Linked DNA regions of Homo sapiens: region 1 is linked to region 2. The links are chromatin loops, found by intact Hi-C in ENCODE. Cell type or tissue: chondrocyte. All regions are shown on one strand. Links, peaks and the distances in the headings refer to the core of each region. The heading gives the core; the rest is flanking DNA. Region 1 overlaps ARHGEF10L (Rho guanine nucleotide exchange factor 10 like). Region 2 has its middle 38 kb from the start of ARHGEF10L.

The links. Hi-C counts contacts between places; a loop is a spot of excess contacts. Peaks named below come from ENCODE experiments on the same cell type or tissue, not always from the same donor. Only the 100,000 strongest peaks of a DNase experiment are listed, where the experiment ranks them.
Region 1: a loop joins it to region 2, with 6 times the contacts of the local background. A loop is called at or near these places in 5 of 110 quality-filtered maps.

Annotation. Positions count from the first base shown.
Region 1 is chr1:17,687,920-17,704,097 of GRCh38, reverse strand. ARHGEF10L (Rho guanine nucleotide exchange factor 10 like) reads right to left here. Exons shown (of 29, transcript NM_018125.4): 28 at 8,818-8,940; 29 at 6,229-7,250. The coding sequence ends at 6,718. Among named protein-coding and RNA genes, the nearest start is that of LINC02810, 22 kb to the left of the region's middle. RefSeq lists enhancers at 2,721-3,320, 13,727-14,459. In chondrocyte, for the core only: CTCF peaks have their summits at 7,249 and 7,453; a DNase peak (open chromatin) is centred at 7,099.
Region 2 is chr1:17,493,699-17,509,876 of GRCh38, reverse strand. No RefSeq gene overlaps it. Among named protein-coding and RNA genes, the nearest start is that of ARHGEF10L, 38 kb to the left of the region's middle. RefSeq lists a silencer at 15,305-15,447. In chondrocyte, for the core only: a CTCF peak has its summit at 7,388 (motif pointing left); a DNase peak (open chromatin) is centred at 7,353.

The DNA of each region.
Region 1 (16,178 bases), core at 4,124-12,123, 190 kb before region 2:
CATGAGGGTAGAGCCCCCATGATGGGGTTCACACCTTTATAAAAAGAAGAAAGAGGCCGGGCATGGTGGCTTACACCTGTAATCCCAGCACCAGCACTTTAGGAGGCCGAGGTGGGCGGCTCACCTCAGGTCAGGAGTTTGAGACCAGCCTGACCAACATGGTAAAACCCTGTCTCTACTAAAAATACAAAAATTAAGCAGGTGTGGTGGTGCGCACCTGTGATCCCAGCTACTCAGGAGGCTGAGACAGAAGAATTGCTTGAACCCAAGAGGCAGAGGTTGCAGTGAGCCGGGTTCGCACCACTGCACTCCAGCCTGGGTGACAGAGCAAGACTCCGTCTCAAAAAAAAAAAAAAAAAAAAAGGTGAAAGAGAGACCAGAGCTTACACTCTCTGCCACGTGAGGACACTACAAAAAAGCAGCTGCCTGCCACCTGGGAGGAGCCTCCCAGACACTGAATCCCCCAGCTCCTTGCTCTTGCACTTCCAGCCTGCCGAACTGTGAGAATAATTGTTTGTTGTTTAAGACGCCTGGCAAGTGGTGTTTTGTTAGAACGGCGTGAGCTGAGACAGGGGGATATAACCTAGAACAAACAACCAGCTTTGAGTTCCAAATTCCACATCTTTGTGTCCACAGCAAGACTGTCCTCTTGAAAGTCTGGCTTTGTTGGGATGGAAAAAATTTTCAATGATAAAAGCCACAGCTTGCTATGGGCACTTGCTATAGCGCACAGGCAAGCCTGCCGGCTCTCTCCACCTTAGTCCCCTCTCTGGCTAACAAGGAAGCAGACAGAACTGACAGGGACTCACGCCTCCAGGGGCAGCTCAGCCAGGCACCCAGCTGGTGGGGGTCGGAGGAGAAAGCTCTGCACCGTCTCCCAGAGCCCCTCAGCAGACTTGAGCCCGAGGTACCCACTTAGTAACATGTTCAATACCTCCCCCGGCACTGGCTGCCTTCTCTTCCCCATTTTATGCCCCCATCGGGGTTCCCTGGTCTCCCCTCCCAAATAAACGACCTGAATCAAAATCCTTGTCTCAGGCTCTGCTTCCTTTTACAAAGCAAGAACAGAGCTCAGCGCCTGAGCACACAGCTCCTACAGGCCGAAGGGCAGCTTTCTCGTTAGGAAATCCCTTTGTAAGCAGCAAGTCGGCAACGGGATGGACTGGAGGGACCTGCCTGAGGTTGGACTCACCTGGCCTCTAGGAGTCAATCAGAAAGGTTGAAGGGAGCACGAGAGCCCACGGGCAGGGGTCTGATCCCCGACATGCCCCCCAGGGTGGGGATAGCAGGGCAGAGGAGGGGTCTGGGGTACACAGGTCTGTGAGTGTCCTGGGGGTGGAGGCTGGTGGGGGTGTGGAAAGGTTAAGGGGGACTGAGATAGGGTTGGGGGGTACAGAAGGTGAGGTGCCCAAGACCAGAGACAGGCAGCACTGATGATGCCAGCCTGACACCAAGGATGCCAGCCTGACCACCATGGCAGGGGACCTAAGGGCATGGAGACCAAAAGAAGCCAGAATAGAGAGTAGGGACATCTCCAATGCCTCTGCCACTGTGCAGACACCTGCACCCTAGTTATTACCACTGCATCCTATTAGTGTCCCCCGGGTTCATATGCCAGGCGGGGGACAGAAGGGAAGGAAAGGGAAGGAGATAGGCCTAAAAGACTGTCAGTTCACCCCAAATAGACTGTGTTAGCCCCAAGAAGCAGCTTAAGCTCCAGAAATGACTATGTCACCTTTAATGAAGAATTAGAGGCCAGGCACAGTGGCTCATACCTGTAATCCCAGCACTTTGAGAGGCTGAGGTGGGTGGATCACCTGAGGTCAGGAGTTCAAGACCAGCCTGGCCAACATGGAAAAACCCTGTCTCTACTAAAAACACAAAAATTAGCCGGGTGTGGTGGCCAGCACCTGTAACCCCAGCTACTTGGGAGGCTGAGGTAGGAGAATTGCTTGAACTCGGGAGGAGGTTGCAGTGAGCGAAGATGGCGCCACTGCACTCCAGCCTGGGCGAGAGTGAGACTCCGTCTCAAAAAAAAAAAAGAATTAGAGTTTTCTGCTATGGGGTGTCCAAACTACAGTAAGGTCAGTCATCGGAACAAAGTGAGAGGGCCATTTCTGTGCCCCCCACCACAGGCAGTCAGGCTCCAAGGAAGGGGACTGCTCAGATGCTGGATGAGGACAGCCTCTGCTTCCCTCCCACCTTTGGAGTCCATGTCTCGGGGCCAGAAGTGCCCAGAGAACAACCCCCACCTCCATCTGAGGGATGGGGATGTCAGGCCTTGACCTCCCCAGGCCTGAGCACAGAGACAGGAACAGAGGCCTTTGGCAGTAACCCAGCATGGCAGGCTGGGCTCCCCACGGGGTGGGGTTGGGGCAACCTGTCACCAGCCGGAGATTCTCAATCAGCCGCTGCTCAGGATTCCTGCTGGGAGACCGGCCTGGCTCACAGCTGCCTCCTGATAACTGGGCTTGTCTGCAGCCTCGGCCTGCTCACCAGGGGTAGAGAAAGTGATTCTCCCCCTTGGGCAAGGGCAAGGGGATGAAGGCCCATGAACTGATAAACTCTGGGCCCTCTGAGCTGTGGCTTGCATGGCTGGGGCATCTGTCACGGCCCCTCCTTCCCTCCACCGAATCACTGGGGCCTGAGAACCACCCAGGACCCCGCTGCTCACATGCTCCTCTCCCAGACCCTCCCTCCGCATCCTCAGGCTTCCCCGCCACCACTTCTGCCCACATACCTCTCGTAAGGGCACAGAAGGCCTCCGTGTGGCTAAATCCAAGGTAGGCCTCAGGCTCCTCCTTAACCTCAGCAGCATTCAGCACAGATCACCCCCTCCCCTTCCAACCCTCACCCTGCCCTTCCGGTCTTCCACCTTCATCCGGGCATCTCAGCCTCCCCCGTGCTTCCTGATCAGCTCCTGGACCTCCCGACACTGGCCTTCCCTGGACTCTGTCCTCACACCTCCTCCGTCTACTCTGCTCCCTTGGAGGCTGCATCCAGGCTCAGGCACCCCTGGCATGGACCTCTCTGCTGACTCCAAATTCACACAGTCAACTGTCCTCCCTACGTCTCTGCTCGGATGCTCAAAAGCAACTTAAATGTAGCCGATCCAAACCCCATTCCCGCTCTTCCTGTGGAAAAGCTGCCCCTCACAGCCACCCTGCCAGGGAAGCTGGCAGCTCTGACCTTCCAGTCGCCAGGCCAGACCTCAGAGGCATGCTTGACTCCTCTCTTTCCTTCCCAGCCCATCTATCTGCAAACCCAGTGGGCTCTGGGACATCAGAATCCACCCGGAAGCTGACCGCTCTCTATTGCTGCCCCCCACCTTGCAAACCTGGCTGACTGCAACAGCTCTCAACAAGGGGACTCCTGGCTCCCACACTGCTGTCCCCCTCTCCATGGATTATTCTTAATTTAGCAGCCAAACGTGATTGTTTGAAAACATCAGACAGACAGTGTCATTCTTCTGCTCGAAACCCTCCAGTGATTTCCCACTGCCCACTGCCTCCCCTCCCCCGCCCGCACCTGCTCCAGCCACACTCCTGCCCCCACACTTTGCTCCTGCACTTGCCCTCAGCCCGAAATGTTCTACCACCCGATGTCTGCTCCACCTTCAGGTCTTAGCTCGGACGTCATCTCCTCAGTGAGGCCTCTTGACCACCCTCTTTGACATCATGAGCCCCCTCCCCAGCCCTTCCCATCCCCCTTCTCCAGAGCACAAATATCATCTGACATATTTTTCTCCCGGTCTGTTCCCTCCTGACCCTGCCAGTAGAATGGACAACGAGGTGTGCCTGGGATTTGTCTTTTTCACTACGCCCTACCCAGTGTCTACTTGAAAACGGGTCCAGGCACGTAATCGGCGTTCAATGAATACTGAATGAATGATGGTCCGTTCCCATGGCAGGGTCTCCCTGAGACACAGATTAAGGCACTTGCCTGTTAAGGCAACTCTGCTCTGTTTGTCTCCAGAGTTTTGCTCTGGGGGGCAAGTAGTCTGGTAGTTAAGAGCCGTCTTGGTGGCAGACAGACCACAGTCCCGGGCCTGACTTTTAGGCTCTGAGGCTTCCTAGGCAGGTTGCTTAGATCCCTGAGCCTCAGACCCCTCACCTACAAAACGAGGCAAACAAAAGCAGCCTCAGAGAGCAGTTGTACCGACGAAAGGAGCTCAGGCACCCGGAGCGCTCTGGGTATTATTACTCTTATCAATATCTAAGGCCAGGCCTCCACTCACATGTGATGCACGTCCTCAGTGGGTCTCAGGAGCCATTCGCGGCGCCCCCGACCCTCCCTCGCTCTGTTGTCGGAGGCATGGGAGATGAGCTGGTGACTGATGTGATAATTTCACTGAAGTAGCAAAGTCAGTCGTTTTCTCCGTGACGTGATTTAACGGGCTCCATTCGATCTCCCAGGTCCCTTTTAGCTGAGCGATCTGTAGGTCTAGGATCTAACAGGCCCACGGAGATCCCAGATGCCAGCTCCAGCACCAGAGGAGACTCCTCAGTAAGAACCACTGGCCTCAAATCGTTTGGAGCGAGGATATAAGGAACCATCACCAAAAATGCCACCGGAGGGCTGTTCCAGATGCTTTCTGTGGTTCTGGTACCTTGAACTCTGTGACACATCATCCCCTCTGTTCTAGAGATATGGAAATGGAGGGACGTGCTGGGAGCCACGGAGGGACGTGCTGGGAGCCACACAGACGCGTTTTGGTGGTGCTGGACTTGATCACAGGCCTGCCAGACCCTAGAGTCCAGGCTTACTCCTTGTCCCAGGCAGCCTCGACTCACTGGTCTCTGTCTCAGGAAGTCTTGGTTGACATTTGATTGATGAGATAAACACACCCCCTGGGAGTCCCATCCAGAGAGAGTATTTATTCAATAACCCACTTGTGCAATAAAAATGGAACTAGCGTACTTTATTCTCTTCCAAGAGAGGTGGACAGGGCAGTGATGGTTCTTTTGATACAAAATGGGATCCTGAGGCCCAAAGGAGGTGGACATGTCTGAGCCGTAGTCAGTGTAGGAGCCAGACCTTCAGGTGTACTGGTTCCTCTGGACCAGCTTCCTTTCTCCCCTTCCTGGGGACCCACACTGGCTACCTCCCTCTGGGAATAGCCAACCTCTGTCCACCCTCCACCTGAGCACGGGCTGCTCCTCTATCCCCCTTCCTCCTCCGCAGCACCCTCGATCTCCCCAAGCCTTCGCTCGCTGGTGTTTATGCTTGCCTTCCCCGCTACAACATGCACTTCCTGTGGGCATGGACGGCTGCAGTCTTGTCCACATAGCCCAGTGCCCAGCAAATAGCAGGAACTCAAGGGGTTTGCAAAACGAATGAATGAATGACTTCTCTAGTGGGCGAGAACCTATCATGAGGTTAGAACCCGGCTGGAATGTCCACTCCTTGGTGGCTTTTCCACTGGGTTCCCAGAACTTCAGTGGAAAGATCTCAATGCAAGTACCGGTGGGTGGTGGGTAGACAGATGACAGAGAGGTAGAGGGTGGAGAGATGGAGGAAACACTTCCCTTTTGGGTGGCGGCTTTTGGTTTTGATTTTCTTTCCTGCAAGCAGCTCTAGAAATCTGAGGACGAACTGCGACAGAAGAGAGGAGCCAGGGCCAGAGGCAGCCCCACCCGCCCATCCCACCTGCAGCCTGGGCTCTGCTCCTGCAGCTGATGGACCTCACCTGAAGCCCACCCTGTCCTCCCTCTGACCCCAAGTCCTGGGACATGGCTGCCAGCCTGCAGAGAAGCCCCTCATCTTCCCCTCGCTTCTGGCTTGCACTGTTAGACACCAAGGCCTTCTGCCCCCATGCTACTCCAGACCTGGGGTGAACCAGTCTTTTTTCCAAAACATATTCACAAAAGAAGCTCCCAGAGCCCCTTCTGGAGCAGAAGTGAGCTTTCTTCTATAGCAGAAATGGTCATATCTGTGCCGTCTCATCCTTCACCACTCACCACTCAAGCCACATCTGAAATGTGGCTACGGTGACTGAGAGATTGAATGTTTGATTTTTCATTAATTTGAAAATTAATTAGCCACCTGTGGCTAATGGTGACCAGATTGGACTGTGAAGTTCTAGAGCTGATTCCCGTAGCAGCTCCACCCTCCCACCAAGCCTAAGAGTGGCTCCTGGGTCCCGAATAAACCCTCTCTACCAATAGCTGCTCTCTCTATCTCTTTCCCATCATGCTTTAAAAAACCACAACAAAACCTCAATCCAAGTCCAGATGTAACTCTTGTCTTTTATTCCAGCATCTCCCAGAGCTCCAATATGTACAGACTTTATTTATACACATATAATATACACCATATATACTTATTTATAGATATTCACACACCAGCCCACACACTCGCACACACTCACACGCACACACCCTTCCAGGAGGGGCGTGTGGCTGCCTTGGAGTCCCGCTAGGGCCCAAACAAGTGATACTGGGCTTGCCAGGCAGTTGTGAGGTTTTGTGTTTTTTGCTTTTAAAAAGAAGGCCATTTCCTCCAGATGTGTCCTCCCTCTCCCCAAGCCCTAAAACTCCTCCCCAAAACACTCTGAAAAAAATTTTTTTAAAACAAGAGGTTTTCCTTTGCTCTGCCCAAGTAGTTTCTGGAGAGTCCAGGCCCATCCACAAGTCCCGTGCAGGTCCTAGAGCACGAGAGCCGGGCGTGGCCTTGGTCAGGCCTGCAGCTGTGCCCTCTGAGGGGAGAGGGGAGGCGCTATAGCATCAAGGGCACCTGCCAGATGAGGAGGGTGCTGTCCGTCTCCCCACACGGGGCCTGCCTCCCACTGCTGCCCAGAGCGCTGCCAAAGTTGCGGTAGCCCTGCCCGCCGGAGATGATGGCCACAGAGCAAATCTCCTTGCGGTGGGCGTCGCGGGCGCAGGGCCGGCTGCGCACCCAGATGTCGGGGTCGTCGGCCATCTCGTAAATGGAGCCGTCCTCCTCGCTGTGCTCCAAAGCTGCGCCATCAGCAGGCGCCGGCTCCCGCATGGAGAGCAGCGGGCCCGGGAGGTGTGCGGTGGAGCGCAGGCGGTACTGCAAGAGGATGCCCTTCTTGCGGGTCAGCTCTCGGCCCACGTGGCTATCGGGCATGGGCTCGTGTGCCTGCCCGTCTGGCTTGTCCTCCTCAGCCCGGGGCCCCTCAGCCTCCTCCTGGTCACTCCGCAGGATGTCAGGGGCCAGGATGCTGGTAGCCACAGCCAGGAAGGCCACAGGCCCACAGTGCCCGTTGAGTGAGACCATGCCTTTCCCTGCAGAAAATGGGGCGAGAGAGAAAGGGGCCCAAAGGCCCAGCGCATTAAGGGAAGCACCTGAGTCTCTCTCCTGGAGAACATTCTGGGTGGGTATTTGGGGGGGTCACTTCTGTCTATGTTGGCACCTCCCCCGAAGGCCACAGGCTCTGGCTATCCCGTGCTCCTGCACAACTTCCTCAGGGGAGTGGAACAGAAACCACCTTATACACCACACGGGGGAGCCTCAGTGTGAAATTCCAAGAATTTCCTGAGCCTTTGCCAAGCAGCTCCTCTGCCTAGAAATCCTTTCCTGTCTACTTGATTCTGCAACTCTTTCAGCAAGGCCCAGCTCACACTCCTCACTGTGAATCCCTCCTGAATTCATGCATGGGGAGCTGCTCGCCCCAGTCTCTGTGTCCCCAGCCCCCGGAGCACCCTCATCCCAGCACCTGTCACCCGAGCTATGATGACCCCCAGGAGACCATCAGCTTGTTGAGAGCAGGGTCTCTGCCCGATTTCATCCCTGCATCCCAGGATTCTACCTGGAAATAGACCCTCCACAAATGCCCCCTGGATGGACAAAATGCCCTATTTGATGAAACCTTGAAAATAGAAAATCTCAGAATTTAGAAGCAACTTTTTTTTTTTTTTTTGAGATGGTGTCTCACTCTGTCCCCCAGGCTGGAGTGCAATGGCGCAATCTCGGCTCACTGCAACCTCCACCTCCCGGGTTCAAGAAATTCTCTTGCCTCAGCTTCCCAAGTAACTGGGATTACAGGCGCACACCGCCATGCCCAGCTAATTTTTTATTTTTATTTTTTTTTATTTTTTAGTAGAGATGGGGTTTCACTGTGTTGCCCAGGCTGGTCTCAAACTCCTGAGCTCAGGCAATCCACCCACCTCGGCCTCCCAAAGTGCTAGGATTACAGGTGTGAGCCACCGCGCCCAGCCAAAGCAATTCTTCTTTATCAGAAGGACTTGAGGTCTGCGCAGGGAGCCAGCCCACCCCCAGGGCTTCCTATTGGCCCTGCTCCCTTGCTGGAAAAGACCACAGTCATCATTCTCAGGGTGGTGGAGGGGGACCCGGAGCTCCAGGCATCCAAGTGTGGGGGTCTTCTCTGATCCTGCCCTTGTTGTCCTGGGCCCAGTAGTGCAGATCAGAGCAGACCTTCCTCTGATCTATGTGAACACATTCATTTGCACATGGACCCCACGAGCAGGCCGGGCCTGGCCCCAGAAGCACTCAGTTATTTCTTTCTCTGGAGCCTGGACATCTTGAAACTGCTATGGGAAGCAGCAGAAAGGGCCAGTGGAGCCCCTGCCATTAGGCAGGTGTCTCAGCCAGGCCCCAAGCCACTCTTGTGTCCATCTGCCAGATTAGGAAACTGACACTCAGAAAGGTGGGAGACTGGGGCCAGGACGATTCAGTTCTACTGGCCACCATGCCACCTGAGATGAGAGGAAGCTGGAGACTGGAACCCCATCCCTATACCAATGAGGGCATAATACACCCTCCCCGCCAAGCCCCACTGGCCACCTGCAGCTGACCCCCTGGTCCTGCCAACACCAGCTCCCAAAGCCTCACCTGTGATCTTGGGGATGCCTTCCAGCCGAGGCACGGGCAGCAGGACGATGACACCCTGGTCAGTGCCCACCCAGAGCAGACCCTGGCAGATCAGGAGGCTGGTGACACACAAGTGCTTCTGGCCTGCAGAAAGAGAGGGCGGCTGAGCAGTGCCCTCCTGGGGAGACAGCATGGGCTCTGGGTACCACCACGAGATGAGGGCCTGGCACAGCGGGCTCCTCCCCTGAAACCAGCAAGAAGTTGGGCGGTGGGGTGGGGAAGAGCTGGGGCTTTGGAGGCTGACCTGCCTGGGGTCTGGCCACGAGGTCCTGCAGCTGAGCACTCCCCTAACCAGCCTCAGTTTCCGCCTGTGTAAAGTGGGGCTGCCATACGGATGCATTGGGGGAACACCACAGGCACAGCGCCTGGTCTGTGTGCGCTCTCAATACACGGCGGCCAGGTCATCCGGCACAAAGGGTTGTCCAAGGGCAATCCATGCAGGGATCCAGCCAGCCAGCTACGAGCAAAACCAGGGAAGACTGGGGAGGTGCAAGCTTCTCATCGGTGTTGGTGCAGATGGAAGGCATAAGTAGGGCCGGGTGGGGCTCGAGAGGCATCGAGGTGGCTCTGCTGCAGCCCCTCAGGGCCTGCCCGTGTGGGTGCTTCTTCAGATGAGGTCACAGCACACCCTGCAGGCCCTGGGCCCAAGAGTGAAGCACAAAACTCGCTGGTGGGAAGCAGCATGTTTCTGATGCCAGTCCAGATTCATTCTTTTTAGCTCTCCCCTCAGCTCTGTCTCTTCATTTTAGCAAGAATAGCAATGTCAGAGAGGGCGTGGGGGCAGGCCCCTGCTCCTAACAGAGAGGATGCCAGGTGTGGGCTGCCCAGCACGGTGGCTGAGAACAGGGCTCCAGAGCCAGGTGCGGGATTCACACCTTGGCTCTGCCACTCTCCAGCTACATGACCTGGGGCCCATCCTAAACTCCTCTGGGCCATGGTGTCCTCACTTGTAAAAGGGGCCAAGGATAATACAGTCACATGTCACATAATGACCTTTCAGTCAACAACAGACCATGTATACAATGGCAGTCCTATAGGACCGTATTTTTACTGTCCCTTTTTGATGTTTGGAACACAGATACTCTCCATTGGGTTAAATGAATGAACGTAAAACAACCCCGTGCCTGCACATGGCAAAATGGGCGCTACCTGCTGTCATCGCTGCTGCTGCACTGTTGCCAACAATTCTAGCAATGGGAATGGGCACAAGGGAGAGGCTGGGAGTGCAGGGGGCAGGAGGCTTTCTGAGGGGGCTGAGAGGCGTGGGGTACAGGCTGCCGGCTCAGGGACAGACCCTCCACCATGTCACACACAGGGTGGACGGCGCTGCCACACTTCCTTAGGCTTCACTGGGCAGCTGCCTTTCTAAAGGGCTGTCTCCTTCTTGCCCTGATCCTGCTGCCCTCTGGGAGAGGCTTAGGCTGCATTCCAGAAGGTTTCCACTTTCTGCTGCTTCTGGTCCATGGATCACATTTGAAAAAACACAGCTTTGGAGTTTCCAAAGCACTCGTATACCTGCTCTCATCTGACACAAGGCTTGCAACAGCCAAGACGTATGCAAGACACAAATGCCGGCCCCATTTTCCAGGCACGGATGTTAAGGCTCAAAGAGGTCCCCCACCTGGTGAGTGCAGGGTGGGGTGGAGTTGAGGTCTGCTGCTCACCACTGCCCAGTGCTTCCATCACCTCTCCCTCCTTGGGCATGACACTTCAACTCCATACATGTGGGTGTATGTGCTTCCTCTGCAGTGCAGGCACAGAGAGAAATGGTGTGGCTCTCTCACCCCAAAAGGCAGGTTACCGACTCGGGGTACACCCAGCATTGCCTAACACAGTGTGCCATCCCATCACCAATCCATTTACCTCCCAGATGCCTACTGCATGGCAGACCCCACACTAGGTGCTGGGGGCACAGCTGGGACCATGTACATAGAGTCCTGTCTTAAGGAGCAGACACTCTAGAACTTTCTTTGATGATGGACATGTTCCCTACCGTGCTGTCCAATTTGACAGCCATCAGCCACATGTGGCTTCCGAGCACTGGAAATATAGCTAGTGGCACTGAGGGACTGAATGTGTTATTTTCTTTCATTGTAATAATGGCTACTGTATTAGACACAGAGGTGTAGAGAGGAGATACAGGAAACAAAAACAGAAACAAGGGATGTAAACACCAGGCAGAGGATTGAAACAGGGCGACAGGGCAGAGCCAGTGGAGGATTCCCGGGTCTTCAGGCCTCCCTCTACTTCCTGGAAGGATAGGGAGGCAGGCGTGAGGCTGCTGGGTGACAAGGCGGAGGTGGCCACACCAAGACCTGAGCCAAGGCCCAGGAGACAGGGCATGCAAAGGCCCTGTGACAGGAATGAGCTCATCCAGTCCGCCGAGCAGAGTGAAGCCAGTGCACCTGGGGCACAGAAGGCAGACTCCAGATGGTCAGAAGAGGGGATGGGTCAGGGCCAGGACTGGGGCTCATAATTCTGGCTGCAGTGAAAAGCTACCGGAAGGCCTAGGCAGGGGAGTAGCGTGACGTGATTTGAGTGGAACGTTCTAGCTACAGTTGTGGAGGGTGGGAGTGGGAGGAGCAAGGAGCCCAGCAGGGGCTCCCGCAGCTGCCCAGGTGGGAAGGGCGGCGGCAGTGAGGTGAGGAGAGCCCAACCTGTTTTAGACCTGTTTGGAGCAGAGCGACAGAGCTGCTGGGAGAGGGGAGCAGAGGTGGAGCAGAGGAAGGAACCCAGGATAGCACTGAGGCTCCTCTGCCTGGAGCAGCTGGGTGCATAGCAGTGCCATGGCCTGGGATGGCAAAGGAGCCGGTTTGGGGGTTGAAGCCCAGAGCTCCTGGTTGGATGTGTGGTCTGAGACACAAATTAGACACACCCGAATGGAGCTATCAAGCAGGCGGTGGGATTCGAGTCTGGCAACATGATGCAAACTCAAAAAATCACATTCATAGCGTCCCTGCAATGTGGAAATGCAAACTAGGCTGAAAAAAAAAGCCCACTAGTGACTTACAGCCTTGGCCAACAGGGGCTATTTCACAAACAGTACCTGGGTGTCTGTGGAGCTGGGACTATTTCCCACACCTAAATCCATTCCAAAAGTGAAGGCTCAGAACTATGATGGCAGCCTCCGGTCCAGGGTCAGGCCCCCAGCCCTCCTGGAGTTGGCCAACATGGGAGGCTCAGGCCATGAGCCCCTTTCAACAGCTGACTTCTCTTCTTAGCCCTGGTCAAGGTCTGTGATGACCTTATTTTGCTATTTGTTTACTTATGACAAGCTTTGTGAGGGCAGTGACTTATCTGTGTGCTCATGGTTAACTCCCCAACTCCTGGCCAAGTACCTTGGCTCATGGTAGACTCTCAAGAAGTATCTGTGAGTGAATGAGTAAATGGATGGATGGATGGACAGATGGATGGATGAAGGAAAGGAGAAAACTTGGACAAATCATTTCTCTCATCCATCAATGAGTACTACAAACCTGCCTTGCTCAATTTTATAATTATTAGAAATATTAAATATATACACACATATATATATACATATAATATATATACACAATTGAGCACAGCTCTTAGCCCATAGTATACAATCAATAAATAGAGGCTATTAGGATAATGTTTATGATTATTAAAAGGATCTGGACGCTAATGTCTTAAGATCAGCTCCATCAGAGCCATAAACCCACAAGAACAATTAAGCCAAGAGAGGGGACAGTGGTGAATTTTTCATTCCACAAGCCTCATCGCCTCCCTCTCCAAGACCCCCAGGGCATGGAGACCGGCAGGAGACCATTTCCTGCTGCCCCTGCATCCTCCCAGCCCCCACTGGACGGCAAAACCGACAAATGGGAGGAAGGCAAGCAAGAAACCGAAAGAGATGCCGGAATTGAGAAATGGCTTCATCTGCAGACCTCATTCTGGGGCCTTCCCCCTCCCCCTCCACCTCAAGGAAAAGAGCAAGACACTTCACAAACAGTCCGAAAGAAAAAAAAAATTCTAATGGTGAATAAATATTTTATCACAGAGACTTAATGCGGCAGTGTTCAACTCACCCAAGCCATCTATCTGGAGATATACAACTTTAAAAAGCTCAGGCTCTTGGAGAACATTTTATTAATGACCTGTCTGGTTAAAAGGAGGAGGGAGTTTAGGTTAAAAAATGCATTAATACCAGTCGAGTATGCGAGTGGAAGAAAGGGGTCAGGGGAAGGAAGTGCAATAAATTGTTAACACACACTAAAAAAATCCACACTTAGTGTAGGAACAAATTTATTACTAATTATGCAATTATTTCATTTGCTGGTGTGGGGGAAGAAAAAAATACTTAAAAGCCTTTTAAAAATATCTCTAATAAAGAACTTAAGAATCCTGCTGTGTTGCGCTTCTGCAAAGGCACAACGTGGGGTGGATCTGCAGCTGCCCCCCACGCTCTGGTCCCCAGCATGGTGGCTGGGGCTGGCTCTGGCTCAGCTTGGAGCTCAGGGAGCCACTCTCAGATATGAGGGGTCAGGAGGAACTGGTCTGGCAGGGCCCCAGGCTCCACTGGGTTACTGATTGGGAAAGTTCAGGCCTGAGGGAAGAGGGAACCTTCGGGAAACCCCACACTCTGGAACCTCGGCCTACATCCAGCCTTCTCCAGGGTTCAGCCTCAGGGAGGTCTGCCAAAAGAGCGGTCACCTCTGTCTGCACTGATGCAGCTGATGCGACAGGAATGGCACACTGACCTGGAGGGTCTTAGGAGGGGCAAGGAGCCCTCGCAGGAGATGCAGGGCGGGTATGCCGTAAAGACGATGACGGCAAAATGTCACCATCATGGACCGCTGCTGGCTTGAGACGGGGACTGTGGGCACTGTCCTCACACTGTCTCACACAACACCTACACCTGCCCTGCGGGGTAGGGACCGAGGATGGGAAGCTGGTGCTCTGAGTGCTCCCAGTCAGAGCTGGAAGACAGGGGAGGGATTCCAGGAGGAATTCTGGCTCCAGGCTCTGGTGTACCCCACCCAGCATGGCCAAGCTGACTCAAATCTCAGCCCTTTGTTATATGAATGGGGAAACTGAGGCCCAGGACAGGGACACAACCGCCCAAGGCTACACAGTAAGTGTGAGGAAGCTCTAACGAGAGTCCGTGGGGCTGCTCCTGGCTCTGTCCATATCAGCACTGCGATAGCAGACCAGTCATTTCACCTCCTGAGCCCCAGTTTACCTGGCCCTCAAATCATCATCATAACAACGAATGCCCTTCCTTCCTTAAAGGGTAACTGCAAAGAGTAAGTAAGACAACGGGCGTGAAGGTGCATGTGAAACACAGTAAAGTCAGGGTTGTACAGGCAGGAGTGGCTGTTCTAACTACAGCCAGGTCTGTCCACACATCCTGCCTCCCACCACTTGATCAGCTTGACTCTCTCTCACTCTCCTCTGCGCAGACAAGACGAGATTCCAAAGATTTTTAAAAGCCCATGAGATTATCCATTTCTTCATTGTTCCACTAACTTGAAATAATTTAGCTATCAGAGGAAATGTGGAGATAGTTTTGTGATACAGAGACATTTTTATCGTAGTTAAAATGGATTGAACCTGTATAATGGCTAAATACTATGAAACAAGAAAGGGAGGAAGGAGGGAGGGAGGAAGGAGGGAGGGAGGGAAGAAGAGAGGGAGGGAGGGAAGGAGGGAGGGAGGGAAGAAGAGAGGGAGGGAAGGAGGGAGGGAGGGAAGAAGAGAGGGAGGGAGGGAGGCAGGGAGGGAGAGAGGGAGGTAGGGGAAGGAGGCAGGGAGGGAGGGAGAGAGGGGGAAGGAGGCAACCCAAACACAGGTCCCATCAAGCCTCTCACACACCCCAGGAGAACGTGAGTGAAGGGTTCAGTCTCATCGGGCACCTGCCACCCTGCCGGCCCAGGACAGCCACCTTCCCAGCCCACCAGCATTTATCCTCATAACAGTCCCTGAGCTGGGACCTACATCCCATCTTACAGAGGGATGAGGGGCTCCGGGAGATTAAGGGACTTGTCTGATACTGTGTGTTGGCCAAGCCAGGCCTCAAGCCAACTCTCTTTCTCCATTACATACAGTAGGATGCTGGACTGAGTCCGGCCTGATGTGACTGTGGTCCTGCCTCTGGTCTACTGCATGACCACGAGCAAGACGCCCGGCCTGCTGAACCAATCTCAGTGTCTGCATCTGTAATGTGGGGATAATCCCCAGCTCGCAGGGTTAGGGTGAAATGAGATCCTGCACATAAGCACTTGGGGCCTCATCACCTCAGGCCCGGGCAGGGTGGCAGTTATTACACCATTGTGACTGCCGTGGACTGTGTTGTTAGTAACCACCATCCCCGTGTGATCAGTTCAGACTCAAGGACCATCGTGACTGGCTAGAGGGAAGCAGAAACCAGGGTGATTTCCAGGGCCTCGGGAGGGAGTTAGGGACCGGGCCCCTGGGGTAGGCAGAGGTCCCTAAGGCTCCTGCAGTGCTGGCTAACATGCCTGCCCTCAGTATGGCCCCAGAAGACAGGATGCTCAACCCTGCTGGGCATATGGCCACTCCCAGCCTCTGCCATGGCCCATCTGCCAGGTCCTGTGACAATCAGCTCCAGGCCCCCACCTGCCACACGGGCTGTGTTTCCCTGGCCCGAGGGCCCTTTGGCTCTCCCAGCTGCTGAACCCAGCCCTGCCTGGGGCACTGGGACAAGACAGAGCCACTGCACCCTCCCACACTGGCCGCAGGTCAGTCTCTCTGGGGGAAGCTGGGCCAAGGAGGGAAGCAAGGTTAGCTGATGCCTGCTGGCCCCGTGGTCTGCTCTGAAGCCAGCTGGGGTGAGGATGGGCATGGTGCCTGCATCTTGAGCAGCAGATGGCAACGAAAGGCTGAGAGCCAATTCCATGGAGGCCTTGGGGGGCATTTGGTGAGCTCCAGCCTTAATCCTTCGCCGCCATTCCCCTCCACCACCAATCCTGTCCACTTCATCTACACACAGCTACGCAGGAGGGGCCCCAGCCACAGCAGATGCCATCCAAACCCACAGACTAGAAGGCCCAAGAGGGGAATTTGCCTTTCTCAGAAAAAACTCCAAGGACAGAGACCACCCGTTGGCTTTCTCACTTTCCCATCACCTCATCCTGCAGGGCATTTGAGGCAGAATTGGGTGTTTGGTCAACCTGGGCAGTGGGGCAGAATGAAAGGCCTGGGTTCCTGCCCAGCTTGGCCTTTCCTTAGCAGCTGCCTGACTTTGGAGGGTCCAGTGGGCTGGGGGCCATTTCCTGAGCGCCCCAGGCTGCTGTGATGCGGTGGCTGGGCACAGTGACAGGCAGGGGCTTTGAGATGAC
Region 2 (16,178 bases), core at 3,184-11,183:
AGGGCAAGGTAGGCCATGGAGGGCCCTTTCTCCTCCTCGTTGGTAGGCAAAGCCCACACAGGCCAGGCCAGCACTGGCAGTTGGAGGTGACAGAGCCTTAGTCTTACCACATCGTACAACTCGAGAGGTGCCTTCACAGCCTGGGGACGGTGCCCCCAGAGTCATGCAGTGCTCCGCCCTGACATCAGGCACCTGGACTGCACCAAAGGCAAGGCTGCCCCGAGTCCTGGGAAACGTAAAGGCTGATTCACTGAAAATCGGTCCCTTCCAGAGGCCCCACAAGCCTCAGGAGAGGCCTCACTTTCCCCTCTCCCCTGCCCCTCTGAAGCCAGTGAGTTCCCAGGCTTTCAACACTGAATGCAGCAGCTTCCTCAAAGACTTCCTGTTTGTAAGTCATTAGGCCTCAGGATCACCGGTGAAATCAGGGAGGAAGGAACTTTTTAAAGTTAAGTGATTTCTGGCAGGGCACAGTGGCTCACACCTGTAATCCTAGCACTTTGGGAGACCGAGGCAGACGGATCATCTGAGGTCAGGAGTTCGAGACCAGCCTGGCCAACATGCCGAAACTCTGTCTCTACTAAAAATACAAAAATTAGCTGGGCATGGTGGCAGGCACTTGTAATCCCACCTACTGAGGAGGCTGAGGCAGGAGAATTGCTTGAACCTGAGAGGCGGAGGTTGCAGTGAGCTGAGATTGTGCCACTGCACTCCAGCCTGGGTGACAGAGCAAGACTCTGTCTCAAAAAATAATAATAATGATGAAAATAAATTAAGTGATCTGTATTGCCAATAAAGCTCCTCAGTGGGGCCCCTGATGAGACCCCACCCCCACTTTCCAGACAAGTGTCAGCCAGCCAAGGACAACTGTGGAAGTCATTGCTCATTGGGGCTGGCACCTTCCATGACTGGGGGGAGGAGGGCATGGAGAGGTAGGGGGAGGAAGGGATGGGAGAGGAGAAGGATGGGGTGCGAGCCGGGGTGGATGGGCAGCCATGGGGCTTGGTGCTGGGAGGCAAAGGGGCAGGAAAGAGGGCAGGACAGGGCTGGGCACAGTGGCTCACACCTGTAATCCTAGCACTTTTGGAGGCTGAGGCAGGCAGATCACTTGAGTTCAGGAGTTCAAGACCAGCCTGGCCAACATGGTGAAACCCCATCTCTACTAAAAATACAAAAACTAGCCAGGCATGGTGGTGCACACCTGTGCTCTCAGCTACTCAGGAGGCTGAGACAGGAGAATTGTTTGAACCCAGGAGGTGGAGGTTGCAGTGAGCCGAGATCACACCACTGCACTCCAGCCTGGGTGAGAGAGCAAGACTCCATCTCAAAAAAAACAGAGGTCAGGACAGGTGCTCAGGGGCCCATGTTAGGATGAGCTGAACATGGAACTCACGTGGAGCAGAGCAGGGAGGAGCAGCAAGTCAGCTAGAAAGCCTGTGCGGCCTCAACCTCTGCATCCCAAAATAGGTGGGAAAGGGTCACCGTGAACAAAGGCCACGAGGAGCAGAGGATGGAGTGTTTGGTGCCCAGTAGCTGCCTGTGCCTAGAAGGGGCTGCTGCTGTTGTCCCTGTGGCATGTCACCAGTCACATTCCTTTTTCCCAGAGAGCAGTGTCTCCTGTGCGCCAGGCCCCGACGCCCACCTGCAGCCCAGCATGGCCTCCCACAGCACATCAGGAGGCCCAGGGCAGAGGCCCTGAGATCAGTCCATTCTGTACAGATGGAAGCATCTCCAGAGACCTGTCTCCCCTTGCCTATGTAACCACCGGAGGCTGCTCCTGGAACTGCACCCAGGAGCTGTGATGGACAAGGCAACCATCCACGGCTCTCTCCCCAACCTCCCAGCAGATCCATGAGGACCAGTGGCTCATAAACTTACTTCCCTGGGTTCAGGGGGCACCCGCAGCAAAGCAGGAAGGCAAGAAGCTGTCATTAACCACCTACCAAGTGCCAGGTGCTTTCATAAGCCTTTCTACCTCCCAACAAGCTCCTGAGGTGGGTGCCATTGGCACACCCATGTTCCAGATGAGGATGCCGAGGCCCACAGTGGGACAGTGCCTTGCCAGAGTCAAAAAGACATGATCTGGCCGGGCACAGTGGCTCACACCTGTAATCCCAGCCCTTTAGGAGGCCGAGGCAAGAGGATCACTTGAGGTCAGGAGTTCCAGACTAGCCTGGCCAACATGGTGAAACCCTGTCTCTACTAAAAATTAAAAAATTAGCCTGGCGTGGTGGTGTATGCCTGTAGTCCCAGCTAATCGGGAGATTGAGAGAAGATGGCTTCAGCCCAGAAGTTGCAGGTGGTAGTGACTACAGGCGCCCACCACCACACCTGGCTAATTTTTGTATTTTTAGTACAGACAGGGTTTCACCATGCTGGCCAGGCTGGTCTCAAACTCCTGACCTCAAGTGATCCGCTGCCTTGGCCTCCCAAAGTTCTGGGATTACAGGTGTGAGCCATGGCACCCAGCCAGGACACTGGATTTGAACCAGTTGACCAGTCTGTGACCTTGAACATGTCCCAGAGCCTCGGATACCATGTTTGTAGAGTTGGAGTCATAATAACTGCTTGAGTGTGTGTGTGTGTGCATGTGGTGGAAGGTGCCTAGGGGAGATCAGATGAGTTCAAGAGCTCAAGAATGTAAGAACCCTTTATAGCTTAAGGTTAGAGGTGAAGACGTGGGGTGAGGCTGCCTGAGTTCCAATTCTGGTTCCTTACCAGCTGTAGGACCTTGGACAGGACATGTACCTCTCTGTGCATGTGTTCCCACTTGTATAACATGGGGATAATAACAGAGGGTTTGGGGAGCTTTCAATAAGAAAACATATGTATACATATGTAACTAACCTGTACATTGTGCACATGTACCCTAAAACTTAAAGTATAATAATAATTAAAAAAAAGTGGAAAAAAATAAATAAATAAAAAATAAAGTTAAATTGTTATCAATTTAAAAAAAAAAAAAAAAAAGAAAATGCTCACAAAGCCCTTGGCATAGTGTGGGTAGACGGTGCCGGTGCAGTCAACACAGACTATTGTTATGAACGGCTGTGTGAGGTGAGGAGCCACCGTCAGTCTGATGGGGCTAAGGAGGCCCTGTGCCTCTTGGCTACCTCAGCCTACACTGGAATTCCTCAAAGGAATTTATAGCACAAAACTGGAAGGATCGGGGGAGTGAAGGCGCAAAACCAGACAGTTCTTGGCTGATTTCTTTTCTTTTCAGAGATGGCAGTCTCACTATTTTGCCCAAGCTGGTCTTGAACCCCTGGCCTCAGGGAATTCTCCCACCTCAGCCTCCCAAAGTGCTGGGATTACAGGCATGAGCCACTGTACTTGACCTATTCTTTGCTGATTCCTGATCATAACTGACAGGAGTCCAGATGGACCAGTTCAGTCGATGGACAGCCTGGTCTGGCTCCTTGCCTAATCTCTGGGACACCTTGGTCAGCCTTTGGGGAGCATTAAAAAGGGGTCACAGCCGGGCGCAGTGGCTCACACCTATAATCCCAGCACTTTGGGAGGCCGAGGCAGGCAGATCACCTGAGGTCAGGAGTTCGAGACCAGCCTGACCAACATGGAGAAACCCTGTCCCTACTAAAAATACAAAATTAGCCAAGCATGGTGGCGCATGCCTGTAATCCCAGCTACTCGGGAGGCTTAGGCAGGATAATCGCTTGAACCCAGGAGGCGGAAGGTGTGGTTAAGACGAGATCGGGCCATTGCACTCCAGTCTGGGCAACAAGAGCAAAACTCCGTCTCAAAAAAAAATAGAGTCCTGGATCCAAATCCTGGCTCTGCCACAAACCTGGCAATGCCAGGCAGGTCCCTTACACTCTCTGAGCCTCATCCTGCTTTAAAAGGGGGATAATAAGATTGATCTAACAGGGTTCTTGTAAGGATTCAATGACACAGATAAAAGGCCTGTCCCTGTGCTGGCATACAGTAGGTACTCAATACGTGGAGCCGCTATTATGCTATTGTGATTTCTATTACCATTGCTTCCAGCTGGGCGCAGTGGCTCATGCCTGAAATCCCAGCACTTTAGGAGGCCGAGGTGGGTGTATTGCTTGAGCTCAGGAGTTCGAGATCACCCTGGGCAACATGGTGAAACCCATCTCTACCAAAAATACAAAAATTAGCTGGGCATGGTAGAGGGCACCTGTAATCCCAGCTACCCGGGAAGCTGAGGCAGGAGAATTACTGGAACCTGGGAGGCGGAGGCTTCAGTGAGCCAAGATCACACCACTGCACTCCAGGCTGGGTGACAAAGTGAGACCCTGTCTCAAAAAGACAAAACAAAACAATATTGCTTCTTTTTATTTTCACTTTACTACTCTCCCAACTTGAGGACTCAAGCAGAAAGCAATACCTAACACTCATTCACTGCTCATATGAAGTTGTAAATGTTGTTCACCAAATACTTCCAGCTGTCCCCTTCTAGAAAGAAGGATGGGCCCTTTGGGTGGGTGGGGCCGATGAGTCCTGAACTCCCTCCTGAGCTTCTCTTTTCTCTCTGGGGCAGTGGCCAGAAAAGTGCTGAGATGAAGAACGTCACCAGCCCTGGACTCTACGTGACCATAATGCTCACAGCTCCTGGTCCACCTACTGCAGACATGTAACAAGGGCAAGAAATAGACGCTTGCTGTTTTGTTGTTGTTGTTGCTTGAGATGGAGTCTCACTCTGTTGCCCAGGCTGGAATGCAATGGCACGATCTCGGCTCACTGCAACCTCTGCTCCTGGATTCAAGCAATTCTCCTGACTCAGCCTCCCGAGTAGCTGGAACTACAGGCGCCCGCCACCATGCCTGGCTAATTTTTTTGTGCATGTGTGTATTTTTAGTAGAGTCGGGGTTTCACCGTGTTAGCAAGGATGGTCTTGATCTCCTGACCTTATGATCTGCCCACCTCGGCCTCTCAAAGTGCTGAGATTACAGGCATGAGCCACCCCGCCCAGACTTTTTTTTTTTTTTTTTGAAACGGAGTCTTGCTCTGTCGCCCAGGCTGGAGTGCAGTGGCACGATCTCGGCTCACTGCAACCTCCGCCTCCTGGGTTCAAGCGATTCTCCTGCCTCAGCCTCCCTAGTAACTGAGATTGCAGGCGCGTGCCACCATGCCCAGATAATTTTTGTATTTTTATTTTTTTCCAAGACGGAGTCTTGCTCTGTCACCCAGGCTTGAGTGCAGTGGCCTGATCTCGGCTCACTGCAACCTCTGTCTCCTGGGTTCAAGCAATTCTCCTGCCTCAGCCGCCCGAGTAGCTGGGATTACAGGTGCCTGCCAACATACCTGGCTAATTTTTGTATTTTTAGTAGAGACGGAGTTTAACCCATGTTGGCCAGGCTGGTCTCAAACTGCTGACCTCGTGATCTGCCCACCTCTGCCTCCCAAAGTGCTGGGATTATAGGCGTGAGCCACTGTGCCCAGCTAATTTTTGTATTTTTATTAGAGATGGAGTTTTACCATATTGGCCAGGCTAGTCTCGAACTCCTGACCTCGTGATTTGCCCGCCTCCGCCTCCCAAAGTTCTGGGATTACAGGTGTGAGCCACCGGACCTGGCCGACCTTTGCTGTTTAAAGTCACTAATATTTGGGATTGCTAATTTTTTTTTTTTTTTTTTGAGATGGAGTCTTGCTCTGTCACACAGGCTGGAGTGTAGTGGCATGATCTTGGCTCACTGAAGCCCCCGCCTCCCGAGTTCCAGCGATTCTCCTGCCTCAGCTCCCCAGGTAGCTGGGACTACAGGCGAGCACCACTACTCGCGGCTAATTTTTGTATTTTTAGTACAGACAGGGTTTCACCATGTTGGCCAGGCTGGTCTCAAACTCCTGATCTCAGGTGATCCACCTGCCTCAGCCTCCCAAAGTGCTGGGATTACAGGCATGAGCCACTGGGCGCAGCCTAGGGTTGCTAATTATGGCAGCACCACCAGGCCCGTTCCAGCTGATATTCTCCATGTCAGACACTGTGAGAAGAATCTTATGAACATTTAATTTATTCCTCATATTGCTTCTCTGGGACAGAGACTACTATCATATAGCGTTACCTGTTTCACAGATAAAGAAATTGAGGCGGCCGGGCGCGGTGGCTCACGCCTGTAATCCCAGCACTTTGGGAGGCCGAGGCGGGTGGATCACGAGGTCAGGAGATCGAGACCATCCTGACTAACACAGTGAAACCCCGTCTCTACTAAAAATGCAAAAAAATTAGCCAGGCGTGGTGGCAGGCGCCTGTAGTCCCAGCTACTAGGGAGGCTGAGGCAGGAGAATGGCATGAACCTGGGAGTCAGAGCTTGCAGTGAGCGGAGATCATGCCACTGCACTCCAGCCTGGGCAACAAAGCAAGACTCCATCTCAAAAAAAAAAAAAAAAAGAAAAGAAATTGAGGCTCACAGAGTATGCAAATGGACCATGACCATTTCACTATAATTGGCCATATCAGTTAATTGTTGCTGCATAATAAACTAATCTAAATGGAATGACTTATAAAATGATAAGCCTCTATTACAGTTCAGGATCTGCAGGTTCGCCGTGTGGTTTTGCTGGCCAGGGTTGAGCTAGGTTGAACTCAACTGGACTTGGCTTTCTCAGGAGTCTGCTGTCAGCTGGCAGGCCTGATGGGGACAGGCTGGTCTAGGATGGCCTTGCTTGGGACACTCTCCTCCTCATGGTCTCTCATCCCCCTGCACTCTAACCCAGGCTCATATCACACCAAGGTCCGAGAGAGAGAATGTGGAAGTGGGCAAGACCTCTTGAGGGCCTGGCTTGGAAGCCACAAGTCCTCACTTCCATCACTTCGTATTGGTCCAAAAGAAGTGGAAAAATATGCCTCAACAATGGGAGAAATGAAGCATGGTGGCTATTTTTGACACGCACACAGTGGTTGGCTCAGGACTGGAACACAGACCCGTCACTTCACTATTATGTCATCCTGACCCTACTTCCAGCTCAAATTGCCAACAGGCACCTTGTTGAGGATGGAACTTGCACTTCTTCCCTTTCCAGCTCAGGCCCATAAACATTCTTCTGAGGATGAGTTACCCCACGGAGAGCTTCAGAGGCACAACTTTTTTACTTATTTATACCTATTTGCCTGGCCACCCATGCATTTATGAGATTCCTATTGCAGGAATTAAATTCACAGCACAGGCAGCTGGGGCACAGGCAAGACATCACAGAAAGGAAAGCAAGTACGAGGAGGCCTTGGATCACATGGCTTGGCAGGGGCCCAGTCCCCAAGGGCCCAGTCATGAGTATCATGGATCATTCCCATTTATAATGCTGTCCTCACGAAACCATCTCCGCAGAAATCGGTCGAAGAAGGCAGCAGCTGCAGCCCCAAGGACTGGGAAACCACAGAGGGTTCTTCGATGCGCATGGCGCCCCCTGGCGTCGTGCACTGAGCAGCACCTCCAGGACTGCGGGGACTGTATGAAGGGCATGATCCTGTGCCCCTTACCCCGCCCCATAGGCAGCCTCTGGGCTTGCAGGTGTGGACCTTGAACCAGTCACTCAGTGTTCTGGAGCCTCAGTTTTCTTGTCCACTAATCAGGATTATGATGCTACCTCTCATCCTGGCTCCGAGGAATCAATGAAATAAAAGGTTAGAGCCTGGTGGTGGCCACAGAGCATCTTTTCCTCCATCCAGAGGTCAGTAGCTCCACCTCCCCAATCAGAAACAGAAACATAGCCAGGTGCGGTGGCTCACGCCTGTAATCCCAGCACTTTGGGAGGCTGAGGCAGGAGGATCACAAGGTCAGGAGTTCGAGACCAGCCTGACCAACATGGTGAAACCCTGTCTCTACTAAAAATACAAAAATTAGCCAGGCATGGTGGTGGGAGCCTGTAATCCCAGCTACTTGAGAGGCTGAGGCAGGAGAATCGCTTGAACCCAGGAGGTGGAGGTTACAGTGAGCCGAGATCGTGCCACTGCACTCCAGCCTGGGCAACAGAGCAAGACTGTGTCTCCAAAAAAAAAAAAAAAAAGAGGAAGAAAGAAACAGAAATATGAATGCCAACCAATGTGGAACTCAGGGTCAACCCTCACCATTAGTCTCAGGGTGCTCACCTGGACAATATACTCTTGTATTGCTCAAGTAAAAATCACATAGAAACCCTGCAGGAGATAAAAGATTTCTTTGTTTTGTGTGTGTGTGTGTGTGTTGTGTGTGTGTGTGTGTGTGTGTGTTTGAGACAAAGTCCCTTTGTCACCCAGGCTACCCAGGCTGGAGTGCAGTGGCGTGATCTCAGCTCACTGCAACCTCCACCTCTCAGGTTCAAGCAATTCTCCTGCCTCAGCCTCGATCCACCTGCCTCGGCCTCCCAAAGTGCTAGGATTACAGGCATGAGCCACTGAGCCCAGCTGAGAAGATTTCTTTTCCTCACCCATCACTAGGTTCTTGGCTGAGCCACCTGTAACAAAAAACAAATTAAGAGAAAAGCATAGTGATGTGTTTAATATAAGTCCTACATGCCACGGGAGGCTTCAAAAATGAAAACCAAAAGAAACAGGGAAACTTCCCAGCTAGAGCAATCAGGCAAGAGAAAGAAAGAAAGAGCATCCAAATTGGAAAAGAAGAAGTCTAGCTCTGTTTGCCGATGATATAATCACCCACCTACAAAACCCTAAAGACTCCTCCAAAAGACTTCTAGATTTGTAAACTAATTCAGTAAAGTCTCAGGTTACAAAATAAATGTACACAAATCAATAGCACTGCTATACACCAACAACGACCAAGCTGAGAATCAACTCAAGAATTCTATCCCTTCTACAATAGCTGTAAAAACAAAGTAAAATACCTAACAAAATATTCTTTTTTTTTTTTTTAATAAAGATAGGGGTCTCACTATGTTGACCAGGCTGGTCTCGAACTCCTGGCCTCGAGTGATCCTCCCATCTCACCTCCGAAAGTGCTGGGATTACAGGCATGAGACACCATGCCTGGCCTCTTAGGATTATTCTTAACCAAGCATGTGAAAACTCTTTCTGGCTGGGCATGGTGGCTCACACCTGTAATTCCAGCACTTTGGGAGGCCAAGGCAAGTGGATCACTTGAGGTCAGGAGTTCAAGACCAGCCTGGCCAACATGGCGAGACTCTGTCTCTACTAAAAAAATTGAAAAATTAGCCAGGCGTGGTGGCACACGTCTGTAGTCCCAGCTACTCGGGAGGCTGAGGCACAAGAATCGTTTGAACCCAAGAGGTGGAGGTTGCAGTGAGCCGAGATTGTGCCACCACTGCCCTACAGCCTGGGTAACACAGCAAGACTCTGTCTCAAAAAAAAAAAAAAAAAAAGAAAGAAAGATCTAAGGAGATCTACAGAACACTGCTGAAATAAGTCATAGATGACACAAGCAAATGAAAATACATCCCATGCTCATGGATTAGAAGAATCAATATCATGTAAATGACCATACTTCCCAAAGTCATCCACCGATTCAATGCAATTCCTATCAAAATACCAACATCATTTTTCACACAATTAGAAAAAACAAGGGGCTGGGCATGGTGGCTCACGCCTGTAATGCCAGGACTTCGGGTGGCCGAGTTGGGTGGATCACGAGGTCAAGAGGTCAAGACCATCCTGGCCAACATGGTGAAACCCCGTCTCTACTAAAAATACAAAAAATTAGCCGGGCGTGGTGGCAGGCACCTGTAGTCCCAGCTACTCGGGAGGCTGAGGCAGGAGAATGGTGTGAACCCAGAAGGCGGAGCTTGCAGTGAGGGGTGATCACGCCACTGCACTCCAGCCTGGGTGACAGAGCGAGACTCCATCTCAAAAAAAAAACAAAAAACAAAAATTAACTGGGCATAGTGGCTCGTGCCTGTAGTCCCAGCTACTCAGGAGGCTGAGGCAGAAGAATCACTTGAACCCAGGAGGCGGAGGTTGAAGTGAGCTGAGATCACACCACTGCACTCCAGCCTGGCAACAGAGCAAGACTCCATCTCAAAAAAAAAAAAAAAAAAAAAAAAAATCCTAAAATTCATATTGAACCAAAAAAGACCCCAAATAGCCAAAGTAATCCTAAGCAAAAAGAACAAATCTGGAGGCATCACATTACCTGACTTTGAATTATACAAGGCTATAGTTATCAAAACATCATGATACTGGTATAAAAGCAGACACATAGGCCAACAGAACACAACAGAGAACCCAGAAATAAAGCCAAATACTTAAAACCAACTGATCTTCAACAAAGTATACAAAAACATAAATTGGGGAAAGGACACCCTATTTAATAAACGGTGCTAGGAAAACTGGCCACATGTAGAAGAATGAAACTGGGCCAGGTACAGTGGCTCACACCTGTAATCCTAGCACTTTGGGAGGCCGAAGTGGGTGGACCACCTGAGGTCAGGAGTTCGAAATTAGCCTGGCCAACATGGTGAAACCTCATCTCTACTAAAAATACAAAAATTAGACGGGCATGGTGGCAGGCGCTGTAATCCCAGCTACTGGGGAGGCTGAGGCAGGAGAATTGCTTGAATCCAGGAGGTGGAGGTTGCAGTGAGCCGAGATTGCACCACTGCACTCCAGCCTGGGTGACAAAGCGAGACGTCGTCTCAAAAAAAAAACAAAAAAAAGAAGAATGCAACTGGATTCCTATCTATCTCTCACCTCATACAAAAATCAACTCGAGATGGTCAAAGACTTAAATCTAAGGCCTGAAACAACAACAATTCTAGAAGACAACATTGGAAAAACTCTTCTGGGCATTGGCTTAGGCAAACAATTTATGACTAAGAACCCAAAAGCAAATACAACAAAAACAAAGATAAAAATGGGACCTAATTAAACTAAAAAGCTTCTGTACAGTGAAAGAAATAATCATCAAACAGACAACCCACAGAATGGCAGAAAATATTTACAAACTATGCACCCGACAAAGGACTAATATCCAGAATCTATAAGGAACTCAAACAAGTCAGCAAGAAAAAAACAAATAATCTCATCAAAAAGTGGGCAAAGGACATGAATAGATATTCCTCAAAAGAAAATATACAAACGGCCAACAAACAAATGAAAAAATGCTCAACATCACTAATCATCAGGGAAATGCAAATTAAAACCACAGTGAGATACTACCTCACCCCTGCAAGAATGGCCATTATTAAAAAGTCAAAAAACAATAGATATTGGCATGGATGTGGTAAAAAGGGAACACTTATACACTGCTGGTGAGAATGTAGATTCTCACCAACAGTGTATAATCTGTTGTACAGATTATACAGATTCCACAGAATGTACAACCTCTGTGGAAAAGAGTATGGAGCTTTCTTAAAGAACTAAATGCTGGGTCTGTCCTGCAGACCCTGGCTGATGGATGAAATGAGTACTCAGACACAGGTATGCAGTGTAAGAGCAACTAGGTGGCTGCCTGGCTCTCGTGGCCAGAGAGCAGTCCCAAGAAGCTGGAGCCGCTTGCTTTTATTCAGTGCAGGCACAATGCCAAAAACCTGGAGCCAACACAACCTGTAAGTAATTAACATTAATTGTTCCCCTTTCAGCAATCTCACACGTGTGTGAGGATGATCAAAGGTCAGTTGCTGGTCAACATAAGTAAACAAGCCTGTTTCAGATAAATTCCTCTACACTCCCTTCTACCTACTCCTTGCCCTCTGCCTGAGGGTTATAGAACAGTTGCCTTCAGCTATTCTCCCCCGGGGCTCTGCAGAACCTTCCGACCTTTCAGAAGATTTGCGTCCTTTCCCGGTAGTTTTTCCCACCTCTCTGACCGATCCCCCACAACTAAAAGTAGATCTACCATTCAATCCAGCAATCCCACTACTGGGTATCTATCCAGAGGGAAAGTAGTCATTAGGCTGGGTGCTGTGGCTCACACCTGTAATCCCAGCATTTTGGGAGGCCAAGGCAGGCATGCGGATCACCTAAGGTCAGGAGTTCAAGACCAGCCTGGCCAACGTGGTGAAACCCTGTCTCTACTACAAATACAAAAAAGCCTGTAATCCCAGTTACTCAGGAGGTTGAGACAGGAGAATTGCTTGACCCCAGGCGGCAGAAGTTGCAGTGAGCCAAGATTGTGCCACTTCACTCTACACGGAGCAAGACTCTTATCTCAAAAAAAAAAAAGATACCTATATGCATATATTTATTACAGCACACTTCACAATTGCAAAGATATGGAACCAACTTCAGTGCCCATTGACCAATAGGTGGATAAAGAAAATGTGGTACGTATACACCATGGAACATTACTTGGGCATAAAAAAGAATGAAACAATGTCTTTTGTAGCAACTTGGATGGAGCTGGAGGCCATTATTTGAAGGTCATTATTCTAAGCAAAGTAACTCAGGAATGGAAAACCAAATACTGTATGTCCTCACTTATAAGTGGGAGGTAAGCTATGGGTATGCAAAGGCATATAGAGTGGTATAATGGACTTTGGAGACTCAGAAGAGGGAGGATGGGAGGGGATAAAAAAAGAGGGTCTCATTGTACATACTGGGTACAATGTACATTACTTGGGTGACAGGTGCGCTAGAATCTCAGACTTCATCACTGTACAATTCATCCATGTCACCAAAACACACTCGTACCCCAAAAGCTATCAAGAAAAGATTTTTAAAAAGAAGAAACACGGCTGGGTGCGGCAGCTCACACCTGTAACCCTAACACTTCAGGAGGCCGAGGCAGATGGATTGCCTGAGCTCAGGAGTTCAAGACCAGCCTGGGCAACATGGTGAAACCCTGTCTCTACTAAAATACAAAAAATTAGCCCGGCATGGTGGCATGCAGCTGTAGTACCAGCTACTCGGGAGACTGAGGCAGGAGAATTGCTTGAACCCAGGAGGCAGAAATTGCAGTGAGCCAAGATAGCGCCACTGCACTTCAGCCTGGGCAACAGAGCAACACTCCATTTCAAAAAAAAAAGAAAAGAAACAGGTAGCCAGGCACGGTGGCTCACAACTGTAAACCCAGCACTTTGGGAGCCCGAGGTGGGTGAATTGCTTGAGCCCAGGAGTTCAAGACCTATCTGGGCAACATGGCAAAACCCTGTCTCTACTAAAATATAAAAAATTAGGCAGGTGTGGCAGCACGCACTTGTAGTCCCAGCAACTCCCGAGGCTGAGACATGAGAATTGCTTGAACCCAGGAGGTGGAGGTGGCAGTGAGCCGAGATTGTGCCACTGCACTCCAGCCTGGGTGATAGAGTGAGGCATGGTCTCCAGAAGAAAAAAAAAAAAGAAGAAGAAGAAGAAACAGGTAAATTTGTGTGCTTTTCTGCTTTGGTTTGATGAAGAGTAGGCAGTTGTGAAGAAGTATAATTGGAGAACAAAAGAGTCTGATCTAATGATAATAGATAGGGGGCGGTGAGGGGTGGCAGGACGGTGGAAATGGGACTTAGCAAGGCCTGATTGTTCAGATTCTTCTTGGCATCTCTGTGTCTTTGGCTCCTTTCCTTTGGGAATAGAGAGGGCACCTCCCCAGTGAAAGCTTTATGGTCTGATCAGGGAAGAAGGGAGAGGCAAAGGTGAGAGACTGCCCATCTGCTTCTGCTGTTTTCTCCAATGTTAAGATGCCATGGGCCGGGTGCGGTGGCTCACGCCTGTAATCCCAGCACTTTGGGAGGCCGAGGCAGGCGGATTACCTGAGGTCAGGATTTCAAGACCAGCCTGACCAACATGGAGAAATCCCATCTCTACTCAAAATACAAAAATTAGCTGGGCGTGGTGGCGCATGCCTATAATCCCAGCTACTCAGGAGGCTGAGGCTGGAGAATCGATTGAACCTGGTAGGCGGAGGTTGCGGTGAGCCGAGATCGTACCATTGCACTCCAGCCTAGGCAACAAGAGTGAAACTCTGTCTCAAAAAAAAAAAAAAAAAAGACTGAGTGGGCACAGTGGCTCACGCCTGTAATCTCAATGCTTTAGGAGGCTGAGGGAGGAGGATGGCTTGAGTTCAGGAGTCCGAGACCAGTCTGGGCAACATGGCAAGACCCTGTCTCTACAAAAAAATTTAAAAATCAGGCCAGGCACAGTGGCTCACACCTGTAATCCCAGCACTTTGGGAGGCTGAGGCAGGCGGATCACCTGAGGTCAGGAGTTTGAAACAGCCTGGCCAACATGGCGAAACCCTGTCTCTACTAAAAATACAAAAATTAGCCAGGCGTAGTGGCAGGCGCCCGTAACCCAGCTACTCGGGAGGCTGAGGCAGGAGAATTGCTTGAAACTGGGAGGCAGAGGTTGCAGTGAGCCAAGATTGCGCCACTGTACTCTCCATCCCAGGCAACAGCGTGAGACTCCATCTAAAAAAAAAAAAAAAAAAGGGTGGGCGTGGTGGCTCATGCCTGTAACCCCAGCACTTTGGGAGGCCGAGGCGAGCGGATCACCTGAGGAGTTCGAGACTAGCCTGGTCCAACATGGTGAAACCCTGTCTCTACTAAAAATACAAAAATTAGCTGGGCGTGGTGGTGGGCACCTGTAATCCTAAGTACTCGGGAGGCTGAAGCAGGAGAATCGCTTGAACCCAGGAGCTGGAGGTTGCAGTGAGCCGAGATCTTGCCACTGCACTCCAGCCTGGGTGACAGAGCGAGACTCCATCTCAGATAAAAAAAAAAAAAAAAAAAAGTCCAGGCACGGTGGCTCACGCCTGTAATCCCAGCACTTTGGGAGGCTGAGGCAGGCAGACCATGAGGTCAGGAGTTCGAAACCAGCTTGACCAACATGGAGACACCCCATCTCTACTAAAAATACAAAAATTAGTAGGGCATGGTGGCAGGCGCCTGTAATCCCAGCTACTTGGGAGGCTGAGGCAAGAGAATTGCTTGAACCCAGGAGGCAGAGGTTGCAATGAGCCAAGATCGTGCCACTGCACTCCAGCCTGGGCAACAGAGCAAGACTCTGTTTAAAAAAAAAAAAAAAAAGGTGTCACAGCCTCTACCCTGGAGTCATCATGGGTGCAACATGGCAGGTGAAAGTTGGAGCTGGGACATTCTCTCATCAACCAGCAATGATAATAAAGGGAAATAATAACACAGCCCTGGCCATGTGCCTGACGCTCTGCTTCATATTTTATAGAATAACTCATTTAATTGTCCCAACAGCCCTATGAGGTGGTTACAATTATCCCCATTTTGCAGGCGAGGAAACTGAGGCACAGAGAGGCAAAATCACTAGTCCATGGTTACCCAGCTAGCAAGCGGTGCCTCTAAGCTCAGCACTGCACTGATGATTTTATTAGCTCACAAACTCCCCAAGGTAATACAGCCAGTTTATAGATGAGAAAATCAAGGGTCAGATGGGAAAGTCACAGACTCCAAGATCACACAGGTAGCAGTGTCTGCACCCAAGGCCTGAGCACTTTGTTCTCAGAGAACAAAGGAGGTCTCCCCTCTGTCCGGAAGCCTCCTGAGGACAAGGAGGTTGGCTGTGGCCCCACTGGAGGCTGGACCCACCTGGGCAGAATCGTGGTGCGGAGGCGCCCTCTGCTGGCAGCAGGGAAAAGACCAGCAAAAGGAGCCTTCCTTTCCTCCCTTTGCTTCTGGCCTAGAGCAGGTTCTTGAGCACCTCCTCTGGGCCTTGCCTGGCACTGGGGATGCTGAAATGGATGAGTCATCACCCCTCTCTTATCCCCTCAGAGGAAATGAACCATTTTGAAAGGGTTATCAGCAGAGGGCTGGGGAGAAACACCTGACCTAGCCTGGGCAGTCTGAGAGGGCTTCCTGGAGGAGGTGATCTGCATTGAATGAAAGGTAGCCTGATTCAGTTCAAGTCTCTGGGACCAAAACAATTTAGGCTTCATTGGCCAGGGTAGTTGTCACAGGCCACCCTGATCATGATATCAAGAAAACCCAAGAGCCAGATGCAGTGGCTCATGCCTGTAATCCCAACTCTTTGGGAGGCCAAGGAGGGAGGAGCGCTTGAGCCAAGGAGTTTGAGACCAGACTGAGCAACATAGAAAGACCCCCACTCTACAAAAAAAAATTAAAAAATTAGCCAGGCATGATAGCACACACCTGTGATCCCAGCTACTTGAAAAGCTGAGGTGGGAGAATCCCTTAAGCCCCGGACATCAAGGCTGAAGTGAGCTGTGATGGTGCCACTGCACACCAGCCTGGGTGACAGAGCAAAACCCCATCTCAAAAAAAAGAAAAAAGAAAACCCACAGAAGTGAAATGTAAATGAGGGCTCTGATAAGCCAAGGAATTTCAGGGGGAAGTGC